Linked DNA regions of Homo sapiens: region 1 is linked to region 2. A link is an interaction called in ENCODE POLR2A ChIA-PET data of the cell type or tissue named here. Cell type or tissue: CD4-positive, alpha-beta T cell. All regions are shown on one strand. Links, peaks and the distances in the headings refer to the core of each region. The heading gives the core; the rest is flanking DNA. Region 1 overlaps ADD2 (adducin 2). Region 2 overlaps SNRNP27 (small nuclear ribonucleoprotein U4/U6.U5 subunit 27).

Region 1 (4,390 bases), core at 81-4,080, 780 kb before region 2:
AGCCGCCCCCTGGGTTTTGACTCCCACGTCAACTAAGTCACAGGAGCAAGAGATTGCTATTGAGGTGGGAACTCTGTATTGGATAGCAAACAACTTCATTCACTTTAATATACACAGCAGTTTTTCAAGCTTCTAAGCTTTCCAAGGCCTAAAAACCCAGGCATTGCCTAAAGAAATTGACCAAGCTATTTAGTCTCAGTTTTAAAATGCCTTTTCAATTTCAATTTTTAAAATGCATAAAAACCCAGGCGTTGCCTAAAGAAATTGATCAAGCTATTTAGTCCCAGTTTTAAAATGTCTTTTCAATTTCTTAGGGTAGATGCTTTGAGTTAAAATCCCATGTGGGGTAGCTTTGGGGTATTTGATTAGAGAACATAAGGAGTTGGGAGAAGGGGCCCTGGGATTGGTTGTGGAAGTTGATCTAAATAAAATGGAAAACCTCTCCCTCTTAACTAAAGTTTAGAGGACTTAAGGTTTTAATTGACTATTTATTTCTCTACAGATCCTGGTGCTAAGAAACCATGGAGTGGTTGCTCTGGGTGACACGGTAGAGGAGGCATTTTACAAGATCTTCCACCTGCAGGCTGCATGTGAGATACAGGTGAGCAAATTCTCCTGGAAAGTGGGCCCAGGAGTGGGCTCTGACAGGGGCCTGTGGGCAAACGTGGTGACCCTGTTGGCTGTGATTCAGGGAGTCTTTTGATCCCAGCCATCTAAAAGCCTTGCCCTATTTCTCTGCCTTGGCACCATCTTATCCTTCTAAAGTTTCACACTTAGGATTAGTTCTGTGGCTTTGAAAAATGCATCAACATTGTCTAACAAGCAATAAATACCCACTTCTTAGGGGTCAGTGCCCAGTCTGGGGAGCTGCCTGGGCTCATCAACTGGACAGTGGGAGAAATTGTAATAAGGCAAAGAAATTTTTTACCATGCTCATATGTTACGTGGGGTATACCTGTTGCACCTATGCCCAACAGACACACAGGTAGGTGTTTGTTTGTTTGTTTGTTTGTTTGTTTGTTTGTTTGTTTTGAGGGGAGGGGGTTGGTTTGCAAAGGCCAGGGACATGGTCACGTCCAGAAAAAGAAGCGGAAAGCAGACCAATCAGAGTGTTGACGTGGCAGCCTTAACAGCCAGAGCAACCCCAAGTGATATCCAGGAAGCCATCATGAAATCCCTAACCGGGAAGGGATGGAGAAGACAGTAGTGTCAGTGATCAGGGAACCCCCTAGAGGAGTTGGAGAAGCAGTAGGAAAACAGACAAACCTGTAGTTGTATAGACAACAAGGTGGTGTTGGATAAGCCAAGCACACACTTTTCAATGTGGCAAGTTGGTCAGGGGCAGGTAGGGGGCCTTGCACAACCCTGAAAAGACCTTATTAACCAGACCAGGCTGACCAGGCTCCATCCTCCCCACTCTGGGCTGTGTGCCCTTGGGTAGAGGACTTGCCCTGCTTGAGCCTCTGTCTCCTCAACTGTAGACGTGGGGCCCAGCGGGTCACTGTGAGGACACAAAGAGGGGTGTTGCTGATGCTATTTTTAGGACTCAACTGACATATGGAGGCCCGTTGCTCCTGGATGAGTCAGCTCTTTGCCCAGCCCCTTGGTGTCCCGTCCGCCCTCTCCTGGCTGGCCTAGGCAGAGCAGCACCCAGAGGAAGAGGTCTTTCTCTTGGAGGCACTCTGGGGAGATTGAGATCTGCCTGGAAGTGTCGCTGGTGGAGGCTCTGCAGTGGGACCTTTTCAATCGTTTTAAAAGGATATGTGGTGAGGATAGCTGTGAAGATAATGATGAAGTATTAGAGGCAGTGGTCAGAACAGGGGCAGGTGGACACAGACCCAGCTGGTGCCTTTCTGATGTGATGTAGCGCCTCCGGCTGCTGCCCAACCAAAGATTCTGGCCCTAAGCTCTGACCACTGACTGGTGGAAGAATCTGGTGGAGCCTCTGGGATACCGGGAAGCTACTCTCCCTTTCCCACATCTGAACTCTTAAGAGCTCCCTATCTTCCTTCTGGAGAAGATTCTTCAATAAGAAAATATCTCCTGTAAAAACATCATCTCTGCAAAGACAGCTCAGCCCTAAAAATGAAGGGAGAGGGATGCCCATGTGTCGCACCACCCCACATGGTGAAGTATGCCTCTCCCAGGATCCAGAACCCCAGAAACAGTTTCTGGGCAGTTTCAAGGGCAGAGCTGTGGGCTTCTGTACCTGACAGCCCCCTTCCCTCAGCTGCTATCACTTTCGTTTCAGGATTGGTTTGCTGAGACCTTGTTACAGGACCTCAGGCAATGCAGACAGATAACCCCGGGCAAGCTCCAGTGACCTTTTTTTCCCCCAGCTGGTAGAGCAGAGAGGCTTCTAGAGACGGGAATAGAGCTGGAAGATGTGGAAGAAAAAAGCAGGAAAGCCTAGAGGAGGTGTGGGTGGATCAGGGCATGAAAGAGCCTAGGTAACAGTGACTGCAGGTGCCGCTGGGAGCGCAGCCCTAGCCAGGTCATTTTTGGGTGAAGCGGCCAGCACTGAAGCTCTGTTTCCATTGTGGGCCAAGTTTTCTTCCTTGGTGACCTTGGCAAACAAGCGAACGTGGCTGTGGTCATGTTAGTAGTTCAAGGCTGAGAGCCTATTTATTTCTCCTGGGGATGGTGTTCTCTCTGATCCCCATCAATTTGGGGTTCCAGGAAACTGGGTCATCCCCTGCTGAGAGAGGCAGCTCCCTGCTCTGCCGACAGGCAGATGGGAAGAAGCTCAAGCAGTTCTTCTCCATCTGCTACCCATCACCATGGAAACTGGGGGAGGAAGAGGGAGGTGGGAGGAGGCAGCTCTTGCAAGGTTGTGGGCAGTCTCTCCCTCTCTTCTTCTCCATTAAGTATGGGTCCCCAGGGAATAGCGCTTCTCAAAATTCATTCATTAGAACATTATACTTCACCCCATATGTACCAGGTGATACACTAAGTGCTTTAGATCTATTACCTTAAAGACTTCTCACAAGGTAGGTTCTGCTATTTTCATTTTAGAGGAAACTGAGGTACACAGATGGTAAATAGCTACTAAAAGTCACACAGTTGGTAAGTGGCAGAGCCAGGATTCAAACCTGGGCAGCCTGGTGCCCAGGTCTGTGCCCTTAAACACTACCTGGAGAAGCGCTGCCTCACCAGGACTGTGAGGGGCAGTGGGAGAAGTCTGTTTATCTTCTGCTAGACACATGGCTTGGACGAGAAGGGCGTAGATAATATTCTTGCTTCCTTCTCTTCATAGGGTGACGGGGGTCACCTGGGAGGGCTGCCTGGCTGACCTCAGAGAAGTATCACAGGGGCATTTGTTAAATGATGAATTTAACATACTCTAAGGTCTGTCCCTGATCCTCTTGGGTTCATAGACCTGCATTTGTCAGCAGGTTAAATTGGATTTTTTCATTTCCAGTAAAAAATAACTGTCACAAAAATACTGAAAGTTTGCATAATTAAAGCAGTTTCCCATAACAAGCAGGCTAACATGGGATATCATATCTTATTGGAATGCTAATATAATAATGTGCAGTGCAGAACACCTGGCTCACCACCTGGACTATTCATAAGCCATTGTCTCTTTATGTAGCTAGATTTGTCATCCAGGAAGCCAAACCCTAACCAATTATATCTGAGTGGTAGATACATGAGGGTAAATAGAATGTACCATTAGATAAGCACAGAATTTAAAAAAAAGGGGATTTGTTAGATTAATGAGTGTTTTTTAGGATCATTCCAAAATTGCCTGCTATATACACACACCTCTTGTCCTAATACTCAGAGTCCATTGCCTACAACCACCTGCATTGCCCTCCCCATGGAGCCTTGACAATGAGACAGACACTCTAAGTCCATGTGTGGGAACTCTCACCCCTGCACAGTGCTTGGCTGTACACTACAAGCATTTTATCTGTCTCCTTTCTCTGGGCTTCCTTGACTGACTAACCCCATTGTGGAGAATGTATTTTTCCTTTGGACCTGTGAATTCATCCCATGAGGTTACAAATAAATTTCATTGGCTTGGGAGCCAGCCTATTTCTTTCAAGTGACTTTTAAAAAAATATAGGAGAGGTCAGCAATGGTGGTTCATGCCTGTAATCCCAGCACATTGGGAGGCCAAGGCAGGTAGATTGCTTGAGCCCAGGGGTTCGAGACCAGCCTGGCCAACATGGCAGGACTCCCATCTCTACAAAAAATACAAAAATTTGCTGAATGTGGTAGTGCACATCTGTAGTCCCAGCTACTCAGGAGGCTGAGGTGGGAGGATAGCTGAAGCCTGGGAGGTTAAGGCTGCAGTGATCCGAGATTGTGCCACTGCCCTCCAGCCTGGGCAACAGAGACACTGTCTCAAAATAAAAATAAAAAAAAATAGGAGATATTTCAA
Region 2 (4,390 bases), core at 321-4,320:
ACATACAAAAATATGTATGTAATGGAGACAGATAGTAGTCACAGTTTTAATTATAATGGCAAGTCATGGGAGGCAAGCCAATGTTTACCAATAAAACATTAGTTAATAAATTATGATACAACCAAGTAGTTACTAAAAGCTAAGTTTCCAAAGAATATTTAAAAGTACTTTTTAAATGTTCACAGTACATAGGAGAAAAAAGGGTTAAAGAAAGAACTGCATACATATTCTGATCTCATAGGTGGGATCAACCCAAAGAAGCCTGGAAAAACATATACCAAAATGTTGAAATTGATTATTTCTGGGAGTAGATAACAGGTGATTTTCTGCTTTTCTTTTACTTTTGTTTTCTCTGAGATCTTTTTTTTGCATGTAATGCTTTTATACTTGCGGAGAGAACCATAAATGGTATTTTTTTGGGGGGGGGCGGGCGACCACAGAAGATAGAAAAATCTAGTTATGCTTTTTCATTCTTCCCATTTTTAGACTACTAACAATCAAGATACTTAAATCTATGTGTGAAAAAAAAAAGAAAATGTCTGGGGAGATTCTTTAGTAATAAAAATATTTATCAAATCTAAAAGGGTAGAAATACTGCTTTATTGGATAAACTTACTTCCAAATTACTTTCATGTTTTTTAAGAAGTCCTAATGAGCATTCAGGAAGAAAACATATACTGCTTCCACAGGAATAAGGACAAATAAAATGGGGTTGACGCCTGCCACAAATGATATTTCCTAAAAGAAAAAAATGTAATATTTAACCTTTCTTCTGTTGAGGCAAGGTAAGTTAACTGCATATATCATAAATAAGATTTTCTTACTTTACAAGAAAGGAGAACTGAGATCCTGTTTTTTGAATGCAAGTTAAATACAAAATACAAAATCCACTCTCTGACCAAGATGAGGGGAAAAAAAATCATCCTTCAACACTTCAATTCTCATGCAATGAAATCCAAAGGTCTGTTGAATCCACCTTTTCGATTCATGTACTGCCTATGATGAGAAGAGAAAATTCATTGTTTTTTTTTAATCCTATACTCCTCTTATAAAAAAAAAAACATGCATCAGAGATGAAAACTATAAACCATCTTTATAATAGCAAAGTCTAGGGTAGAAACTATTCAAGGTAATTTAATGTATATTTAGAGATTATTTTACTTTCAAAATAAACCAAAGACTTTCAGATTTCTTTTAACTCCAGATAGCAGTATTGAAGTTTAATTTTGAAATTATTTGAGAAGATTTACAGACTTAAAAAAAAAATCAATTGAAAATCCTTATTTATTTTAGGTAACACGAAACATATAATTTAGAAATAGAAAAGAGTTCCAAAACAGGCACCCATTGAGCAAATTCAATTGCACACTGTAATGATTCTCCCCCTAAGACCTTATTTGAAGGTAATTTTACAAAAGACTGTCCAAGATGATTCTAGTACCTTAGCTTATAGCATTTTCAATCACATGATTCATAATCTAAATTAACTGGACTATTAATCTTTTATCAGCGACAAAGTTAGAGAGAAAGGCAATGTTTGAAAATATCTTGACTTTTTCATTCATTAAGAATTCAGTGAGATTTCATGTATGGATTGGTTCGCTCCAAAACTGTGGTACAAATAAAATATGCCTATACTTAACAGAAGAATATATTTACAGTTGAAATCCTTACATAATCAATCTAGTTTAGGAGGGATCTATCTTATACCTAAATTATAATGAAATCAAAGCCCATAGACTTGAAATTATGCTTTTCTGAGGAAATTACTATCTATAGTCCTAAAATATTTAAGCCAACTACCCTCTCTCTAATAGCTATTAGCTTACATGTAAATGGGAAAACAATTTTAACACACCAGAATATAAGCAATGAATATTTCATTCAAACAAGGAACAGTATGGAAAACTGCTACATTTCCTACAAACATGATTATCTCATAATAAAGTTTGAAGTAAAAAACTGATTTATTAGTTCAAACATAATAATGGGGGCTATGCATACCTGTACTTCCTCTTCTGAGAGACATTTATGGCATAGGCATTTACAGAGCCATCCACCTTCTTACCCTGAAGAAAAACAATAAACAAACAGACAAAAAACAGGAAGGATACATTAAATCAGGATACATGAAAGCAGGTGTGGTGGCAGTGGCATGTACCTGTACTCCCAGCTACTTGGCGGAAGGCTAAGGTGGGAGGATTGCTTGAGCCCAGGAGTTTGGGACTGCAAGTAGCCATAATCACACCAATGCACTCCAGCCTGGGCAACTGAGCATGATCCAGTCTCAAAAAAAAAAAAAAAAAAAAAAGAAGAAGAAGAAAGGAGGAGAAAGGAAGAAGGAGGAAGGAAGAGGGAAGTAGGGGAGAAGCGGGGGCCGAGGGGGAGGAGGAGAAGGAGAAGCAGCAGAAGAAGCGGCAGCGGCAGCAGCGGAAGGGGAAGAAGCAGAAGAAAAGCAGAAGAAGAAAAGAAGCAGAAGCAGCAGTAGCAGAATAAACAGAAGCAGCAGCAGCAGAAGAAACTGAAACAGCAGCAGCAGAAGCAGAAGAAGAAGCAAGAGCAGCAGAAGGAGCAGCAGAAGGAGCAGCAGAAGAAGCAGAAGCAAAAGAAGCAAGAGCAGCAGCAGCACAAGCAGCAGAAGAAGCAGAAACACAAGCAGCAGAAGCAGAAGAAGCAAAAGCAGCAGAAGGAGCAGCAGAAGCAGCAGAAGCAGAAGCAGAAGCTAGAGCAGCAGCAGCACAAGCAGCAGCAGCAGCAGAGGAAACAGAAACAGCAGCAGCAGAAGCCGAAGAAGAAGCAAGAGCAGCAGAAGGAGCAGCAGAAGAAGCAGACGCAGAAGCAGAACCAGAAGAAGCAGGAGCAGCAGCAGGAGAAGCAGCACAAACAGAAGCAGCAGCAAGAGCAGCAGCAGCAGCAGCGGAAGTAGAGGAAGGAGGAGGAGGAGGAAGAAGGAGGAGGAAGGAGGAAGGAGGAGGAGGAAGGAGAAGAAAGAAGGAAGGAGGAAGGAGAAGAAAGAAGGGAGGAGGAAGGAGGGAGGAGGAAGGAGGAAGGAGGAAGGAGGAGAGTCCAATGAGGCAGAGATAATTTCCAGATCCTATGAGCTCCCAAGTGGTATAACTCTCTGCTCACATTTTTACAATCGTGTATAAGCAATTAATATTCAAACCAACAAACATTCACAGTGTATGTACTATGTGCAAAGCATGCTGAGAAAGTAGGGTAGCAGAATCTAATCTTTTCTGGTCAAAGAATACCTTGAAACCAGATAAAAGGTATAATCTCCAGAAAAACTCACATTCACACAAAATTTAACTTACAACCTTAGCTAATAATATTCTCATATCATGGCTGGAATGGTTGCCATTCATCTAAATCCCATTTCTTGTACAACCCTTGCAATTTTTTGTTCATTTTAAAAATTATTATTTTTTAGACACAGGGCCTCACTGTCGCCAGGTTGGAGTGCAGTGGCGTGATCATAGCTCACTGCAGCCTCAAACTCCTGGGCTCAAGTGATCTTCCTGCCTCAGCCTCCCGAGTAGCTGGGACTACAGGCACATGCCACCAAGCTGGGCTAATTTTTAATTTTTTTTTTCTGTAGAGATGGGATCTCACTATGTTGCCCAGGCTGGTCTTGAACTCCTGGTCTCAAGCAATTCTGCTGTGTTGGTCTTCCAAAGTGCTGGAATCCCAGGCATGAGCCGTTGTGCCCAGCCCAATTTTGATCTTTAAATCAAGAATCAGAACAGAATAACAGACACAAATGCTAGGTTGTTATGTGTTACTCCATCTTGACCTTTCTGAATGTAGCACCCATCCTCTTTTTCACAAATTCTTGTTCAGGTCTTCTGATCAGCCAAGTCAACTCAACATACCCACTTTCCCCCATGTTGTTCCTCATGCCTGAATTGCCTTCCCTGCCTCCAACTTGAACTATCTGGTTATTACCCATTGTTCAAGGCCCAATTCAAACATTCCAGGTGCCAGGAAGTGCCCTCTTCTCTAACTGCTGAAAAATGTTAACTGTGCCTTCCTCACAGTACCCTCTATTTCTTTCTTTCTTTCTTTTTTTTTTTTGAAATGGAGACTTGCTCTGCCACTAGGCTAGAGTGCAGTGGCGCAATCTCGGCTCACTGCAACCTCCGCCTGTCGGGTTTAAGTGATTCTCCTGCCTCAGCCTATCGAATAGCTGGGACTACAGGCATGCACCACTACGCCCAGCTAATTTTTGTATTTTTAGTAGACATGGGGTTTCATCATGTTGGCCAGGATGGTCTTGACCTCTTGACCTCGTGATCCCCCGCCTCGGCCTCCCAAAGTGCTGGGATTACAGGCATGAGCCACTGCACCCAGCCCAGTACCCTCTATTTTCTACCCTATAAAACCATGA

What was found. ChIA-PET counts read pairs that join two places held together with the same protein. Peaks named below come from ENCODE experiments on the same cell type or tissue, not always from the same donor. Only the 100,000 strongest peaks of a DNase experiment are listed, where the experiment ranks them.
Region 1: POLR2A ChIA-PET joins it to region 2 with 5 read pairs; 1 of 35 experiments calls an interaction of 5 or more read pairs at or near these places.

The regions. Positions count from the first base shown.
Region 1 is chr2:70,684,235-70,688,624 of GRCh38, reverse strand. It overlaps ADD2 (adducin 2), which reads left to right. Exons shown (of 16, transcript NM_001617.4): 9 at 503-601. Among named protein-coding and RNA genes, the nearest start is that of ADD2, 82 kb to the left of the region's middle. In CD4-positive, alpha-beta T cell, for the core only: no CTCF peak of the experiment used is centred there; a DNase peak (open chromatin) is centred at 1,604.
Region 2 is chr2:69,900,860-69,905,249 of GRCh38, reverse strand. SNRNP27 (small nuclear ribonucleoprotein U4/U6.U5 subunit 27) reads right to left here. Exons shown (of 6, transcript NM_006857.3): 5 at 2,005-2,069; 6 at 14-996. The coding sequence ends at 942. Among named protein-coding and RNA genes, the nearest start is that of SNRNP27, 9.1 kb to the right of the region's middle. In CD4-positive, alpha-beta T cell, for the core only: no CTCF peak of the experiment used is centred there; a DNase peak (open chromatin) is centred at 2,659; H3K4me3 peaks cover 1,198 bases; H3K27ac peaks cover 2,152 bases.